Regions from separate parts of the Homo sapiens genome. Here region 1 is linked to region 2. A link is a contact called in ENCODE Hi-C or POLR2A ChIA-PET data. All regions are on one chromosome and are shown on one strand. The core of a region is the stretch at or near the end of the contact, and the rest is flanking DNA. Distances in the headings are between cores, read along the strand shown.

The links. A loop is a pair of places that touch in the nucleus more often than their neighbours do. ChIA-PET counts read pairs that join two places held with the same protein, here RNA polymerase II (POLR2A). Pooled maps may share reads with other maps.
Region 1: a loop to region 2 is called in a map of naive thymus-derived CD4-positive, alpha-beta T cell, with 2.9 times the contacts of the local background. The contact joins two enhancer-like sites. A Hi-C loop is called at or near these places in 1 of 168 maps with a recorded cell type or tissue (naive thymus-derived CD4-positive, alpha-beta T cell), 1 of 37 single-sample maps with no recorded cell type and 5 of 50 pooled maps. POLR2A ChIA-PET finds 5 or more read pairs at or near these places in 1 of 52 experiments (WTC11).

The regions. Positions count from the first base shown.
Region 1 is chr3:150,866,380-150,869,728 of GRCh38, reverse strand. No RefSeq gene overlaps it. Among named protein-coding and RNA genes, the nearest start is that of MINDY4B, 37 kb to the left of the region's middle. Within about 2 kb of position 1,253, at least 2 of the 41 ENCODE cell types and tissues checked have a DNase peak (open chromatin) inside an H3K27ac peak, as active enhancers do.
Region 2 is chr3:150,633,689-150,637,156 of GRCh38, reverse strand. No RefSeq gene overlaps it. Among named protein-coding and RNA genes, the nearest start is that of SELENOT, 32 kb to the right of the region's middle. RefSeq lists a silencer at 1,741-2,035. Within about 2 kb of position 1,481, at least 3 of the 41 ENCODE cell types and tissues checked have a DNase peak (open chromatin) inside an H3K27ac peak, as active enhancers do.

The DNA of each region.
Region 1 (3,349 bases), core at 4-2,503, 230 kb before region 2:
AAAACACACCAGTGCATTAGTAAGGAACTGCTCAGCTGCAAGTAAGAGATCTCACGAAAAGTCGCAAACAATAAAGATATTCCTTTTAACAAGAGCTGTCTAGCTAGGGGATCCATGACTCAGATCATCATGGTTCATCCTCTGAGTCTGAGAACAGGGCACTTGATATTAGAACAAAATCAGGGTTTTGTAGAAGGAAGAAAAGCAGGATGACTGTCGGGTAGTGTATCGGTCCTTACAAAAGCCAACTTTTAAATTGACCTCATTCTTGTATCCATTTTATGTTCCTTCCCTTATTCCTCCTTTGAATTTTTAATTTGTTTATAATTTATGTTAGTTTGCCATATTTTATATGGTATTGTAATTTGGGTTAAATTATTCCTGGAACAAGTCTATAAATAAGTAAAATAATGGAGGAAAGATTAAGTACCTACGTTTTAGATGTAAAAGTATAATTTTGATATATAAAACTATTAATTACTTTGTATATCAATGTTCAGTGAAAATAAGTTATTTTATCTTATAAACAGGGTACCCGGTAATACTTGATTTTTTTCTTCAGAGTGGAGACATGTTATTTAAAAATAACTGGAAGTGGCTGGGCGCGGTGGCTCACGCCTGTAATCCCAGCACTTTGGAAGGCCGAGGTGGGCGGATCACGAGGTCAGGAGATCGAGACCATCCTGGCTAACACGGTGAAACCCCATCTCTACTAAAAATACAAAAAATTAGCCAGGCGAGGTGGCGGGCACCTGTAGTCCCAGTTACTCAAAAGGCTGAGGCAGGAGAATGGCGTGAACCCAGGAGGCGGAGCCTGCAGTGAGCCGAGATCACGCCACTGCACTCCAACCTGGGCGACAGCGAGACTCCGTCTCAAAAAAAATAAAATAAAATAAAATAAAAAAATAAAAATAACTGGAAGTTTCTCAGAGCCATTAGTTCACTTTTAAACTTTGTTTTGAGAAAAATGACTTTTTTTTCAGCTTCTCAAATACAAAGCAGAAGAAAGCTGTTTGCTTGAAGACGGGGATATTAATTTTTCTGACTAGTCATCTAAACTGACTGTGTCTTTAGTGGGAATGAACCCTTGAGGCGATGGCAACTATTTTCCTCTTTCAAATATCAACTTAGACTGGAACATTCCCCCGAATTATTGTTTGCTCTTAGACAAGATGTGTGAATCATTTTTCCAAGAACATTCTCACCAATGTCACAAGACCCGTAGGAGCAGGCCAGGTTGGGGGAGGCCTAAGATTCCCTTCACTTCACACTGTGGAAATAACCCTGAATAGCAACTGGCTGAGACTGGACCTGAGCTGTCCAGGCTGTGGGCACTCTTCAGCCACACCTGGGCCTGCATTTTCTGTTAATGGTTGTAATTCCCTTGTCAGGGCCTTAGAGACATAATCATTCATTCATTCATTCATTCAATGTTTTTTATTTTATTTTTATTTTTATTTTTGAGATGGAGTCTCACTCTGTCGCCCAGGCTGGAGTGCACTGGTGTGACCTTGGCTCACTGTAACCTCCACCTCCCGGGTTCAAGCGATTCTTGTGCCTCAGCCTCCCAAGTAGCTGGGACTACAGGTGCACACAACCACTCTGGCTAATTTGTTTGTATTTTTTGGTAGAAATTGGGTTTCACCATGTTGGCCAGGCTGGTCTTTAACTCATGACCTCAAGTGATCTGCCCGCTTGGCCTCCCGAAGTGCTGGGATTCAGGCATGAGCTACCATGCCTGGCCATTCAATGTTTTTTAACATGCCCTATGTGCCAGGCACTATGCTTGATGCTGGGGAAAATCAGCACAGCGAGCAAAATCAGATGTGGCACACCCTCTTTTCTTATGAAACTTAGGCTCTTCTGAGGAGATGGCAATTAATCAAAAAGCACTTTAATAAAGATAAACTTGAAAACTAAGGGAAGAGATTTTGGGTGCGTCAATCTTATAATAAAGAACTGAAAGAAAAGGAAAAGGCATGTCTGAGGAAGAGATGGTTAGCTGAAGTAAGAAGGCTGCATAGAGATAACAGGGTAAGGGGAAGAAGGGCAAGCAGATGTGAAGCCCTGTGGTGAATGCGCCTGAGGAACAGAAAAGCCTGTGGGGCTAAAGAGTGGTTGTGAAGCAGCTGGAGCAAAAGGTGGGGCCACCGCAAGGCAGTGTAGACTATAAGGTGTGAGAAACCTTGGAAAGGTTTTAAGTGGCCTGGTAAGATTTGCATTTTGAACACATGCCTCAGAGTAGAACATGGATTGGAGAGAGCCCCAAGTGCATGCAGAGACCAGTTAGGCATGCGGAGACTAGTTAGTTAGGCAGTGGTGTGGACAAGAGATGGTCAGAACAGAATGGAGGCAATTAAAGTAGACTGAAGTGGGCCTCTCAGGAGACACCTCTTGGTAGGTAAAATGGAGAAGGCTGAAATAGGTTGCATGGGGAGGGAGATGAGGAAGAAAGAAAGAAGGATCAAGGATGACTTCTAGGTTTCTGATTTGATAACTGGATGGAAGGTTGTACCTTCACAGAACTTGGAAACACTCAAAACATACCAGATTTTGAGGGCAAGAAATCACACATCTAGTCTTAGACATGAAACATTCAAGTGGAAAGGTAGATTAATGGATCAGAAATAAGGATCTGGAAATCAATGGAGAGGTTTGGACCAGAGAAATAAATACACCTGGGAGTCACTAAGGGTAAGTAACATGGTGGCCTGGGGTAAGACTGCCCAAGGAGAGTATGAAGCAAGAAGATAGCTGGGCCTAATGCTGAGCCCTTAGGAATTCTCGTGTCAGCAGTCAGGCAGTGTGCGAAGAGCCTGGAAAGCAGGCGCAGAAGAAATAGCCAGAGACAGAGGAGAAAAATGAGAATTGAACTGTGTCTAGAAACCATGCCCTGTAGGTAAGGGCAGGCATTTCTTCCATCAATCATCGTGGGAACAGGAAGGAGGACGCCTAAGGAGAGGGAAGAAAGGCTCTCCCCACCCTAATGCTGCTGCCAGAGCTGGGAGCCTTGCACAGGGCCTGGACCAACATTTAGGGAACACAGCCAAGTGACAGAGAACGGCAAGTTGTCAGAAGTCCAAGGGGCTTCTTAAAGCAGAGACACGATCAGGAGAAGTAACATTTTAGGTTTTCCTGCATTGTAATTCCTTTGTGTTTAAATTAAGATGTTAAACATTCTAGCCTGATATTCCCTGTGCTTTGTTTGGGAAATTAAGAGAGGGATCTGCTTCACATGTAGAGACACTTTCTAACACCTGGAGAAGCCAGTCTTGTGAAGGAAAGAGGTCTCCTGAGAAGCCCAGAGCAATAGAACAGGATAGAATGATGAGCTAAGGTGTGAGGAAAA
Region 2 (3,468 bases), core at 232-2,731:
TTGCAGTGAGCCGAGATCGCGCCATTGTACTTCAGCCTGGGCAACAAGAGTGAAACTCCGTCTCAAAAAAAAAAAAAAAAAAAAATTCTACCTTACAATTTTCCTTGGTATAAGGAAAATTCATCCTCTAAGTGAATATCTAGGATCAGTGTCCTTCCTGAAATAAATACTCACAGTGTATTGTCCCTAGAGATCAAAGTCAGGATTGACTGGTCCACAAAACACAAGGATACTTCTCAGAAAAACAAGAAAGAATAATCACATTAAACCACTAGGCTCTTTAATTGCAATGAATCTTATATTCTCAGGGCAGGAAAAAGGCTCCTTAGCCAATGAGCAGAAAATAGACGACAAAAAAATGTAAATGTTACCCAAAGTTTAAAAGCTAAATTGGGAAGATGAGACTAGATTTAAGAAGGATAATTCTAATGGAGTATAGGTTTCAGCATGACAAAAGAAAACTCAGAGGATAGAAGGGGAATGTAACCACAAAAGTTGACATTAATTTTTAAATTGAATATATTACTTATAAATTATTAATCCAAGGCCAAAGATGTCTGGAGTGCGATGCTGAAAGTGCCCACAATGCTTTTGTTAGAACCTCTACCTCTTCATCCTCCTCTCCGCCCACCATAGCCTCAGTGCAGACAGATTCACCCCTAAAAGCCAGATCTGATCTGATGGCTCATCAACTCAGAAACTCTCCTTGGCTATCATCTATAGAAAGTAGTCCAATTCCTCACCTCAGCTGTCAATGCCCGCAGGCTGTTTCCCAGCACATCTCCCTCCACCCGCACCAATATATACTACGGTCCAGCCCCCTTCCCTATAGGAATTATCACAGAAACCCTGTGCTTCTGCTTTCTCATCCCTGAAGTGCTGCTCCTCCTGTGCACTGTCCCCATTTATGGAAAATTATATACTCAAGCATCTAGAACCAATGCTCCCTTCTGCTCCTATAGGCCTCATGAGGCTTCTTATCGTTTTGCTGTAAGATTTTTATGATTCTCTCCTCTGCTATACCATATGCACTTTGAATGCAGGAATTGTGCCACACATCTTCACAACTGTTACCCCCCACGGTACCTAGCACATAGCAATCCCTCCAGAAATGCTCTCAAGAAGCTAAATGGAAACAATATTCTGGAGAAGTTGGAAAATTAAATAGGATTGACTTTCAAACTGTAAATTTGCTTGGTCCTCAGTAAAGATTCCAAAGCTGTTTCCCACCCCTCAGTCAGCCTAAGTGAAGGTGAAAGCTCGGAGGATTAACACAAGTTATTTTCACTGTTGGAAGACATTTCTGAAATCTACTGATCTGGAATGTTAATCACCTCTTACCATCCAACTCATTAACACAAATGCTTTGAAAGAAAATAAATAAACTACACTAAAACCAGTCTTTTTTTTTTTTTTTTTGGTCACATTTCAAAGCTGCCTCTCACCACAGTTCACATTCTCACACAAGTTCAAAGAAAACAGGAAGTGCCCTAGAAACACTGAGAACCCTCTTTCTTTGTGTCCTCTGGGGTAGTCCACTAGCCACTTAAAGCCCCAAAAGTAGTTCTTTGGCTTTTTTCTCTAATCAAAAGAAGAAAAGAGCTAATAAGAGATATTTCCCTTTGTTGGTTTGTTATCCTTGACAATCTTTCCCACTAAAACGTTTGTTACCTTGAATTTAGCCTTTTATTTCATTATTGGAATGAAAAGCTTCCTCTGTTTGTTTTAAGCATAAATATGGAAAAACTACTCACAGAGGCAAGGAAGACTGCTTGAAATGACACTAAGCCTCCTTAACAGCTTTCAGCCTTTCAGAGTGGCTAGGAAACAAGCACTGCCCTCTCCCCGTCTGGGGACCGATTAGGATAAGACTCTTCCACCCCAGGCCCCAGCTAGCGGTGGTGGTTAAGAACAGGACCATTACAGGACCCAAAGAGGCCACTCTGCATGAGCCTGGAGAGTAAAACCCCGGTTGAGAACAACTGCCTTAACCATATTCATTCAGTCAGTCAACGTATGGAACCACAATTTTAGCCTTCCTCAAGACTGTTTTCAGCATGTTTCTCATTACTTTGTACGGTATTTAACTGCTTTTCTGGTACCGTAACTTTGTGTATTATTTTAAAACTCATTATCTTCATTTTCCATATAATCTTCCCACATGCATTTTCTGGATACAAAGCTCCGGAAACACATCTTCTTCTGTTACTGCAATAATCCTTTTTTTTTTTTTTTTGAGACGGAGTCTTGCCCTGTCGCCCAGGCTGGAGTGCAATGGCACGATCTCGGCTCACTGCAAGCTCTGCCTCCTGGGTTCATGCCATTCTCCTGCCTCAGCCTCCTGAGTAGCTGGGACTACAGGCGCCTGCCACCACGTCCGGCTAATTTTTTGTATTTTTGGTAGAGACGGGGTTTCACCGTGTTAGCCAGGATGGTCTCGATCTCCTGACCTCATGATCCGCCTGCCTCGGCCTCCCAAAGTGCTGGGATTACAGGCGTGAGCCACTGTGCCTGGCTTATGTTACTGCAATAATCCTTAAGCAGAAGGCTGTACTACACATTATCTAGAAAACTTATACAAATTTGAAGAAGATGACTCTATAATGATCACCTTATTTCTTAAGATGCTGTCCACACATACACACACACATTCCTCCACGCATTCCTCCAAACCCATGGGGAATAAGATGCCGGGGTTACACGCAGCCTCAGGAGAAACAAATTTCCCGAGCATCCATTTTGCTTAAAGATTTAGGGAGTTAAGAACAATAAAACAACATTTTTATATTAAACCCAGCAATGAACAATTTGAAATAAAATGATTTTTGGCATGAATTTTAAAATGAGACATCAACAAAATTGTGTTTTGCAATGGGCCACATTAGGCCATGGTCCCAGGCAGGCCAGTGCTTCAGCAAAGTTGAGATCTAGTTGAACACAGCATTTCACCAAATTAAAATGGCAAGAGCGTTGAGAGAACATGTGATCCAAACTGCACCTGAGAAGCAGGTGTGCTGTTTTTTTTTTTTTTTTTTTTGAGATGGAGTCTTGCTCTGTCGCCCAGGCTGGAGTGCAGTGGCACGATCTTGGCTCACTGCAACCTCTGCCTCCTGGTTCAAGCGATTCTCCTGCCTCAGCCTCAGCTGGGACTACAAGGCATGCGCTCCCACGCCTGGCTAATTTTTGTATTTTTAGTAGAGATGGGGTTTCACCTTGTTGGCCAGGCTGGTCTCGAACTCCTGACCTCAGGTGATCCACCCACCTCAGCCTCCCAAAGTGCTGGGATTACAGACGTGAGCCACTGAGCCCGGCCAGGTGTGCTGTTTTTAAACTTACCTTACACGTGAGGTAGCCATCTTGCCTGGGACACATAGCTAGTAATCTCTGTGTGTTTTCAATTCTCATCATGTAATCAGTGAATAGGATGAGTCGTCTGAAGAACTGCAATTTATAAACCTGCTTTCGGGG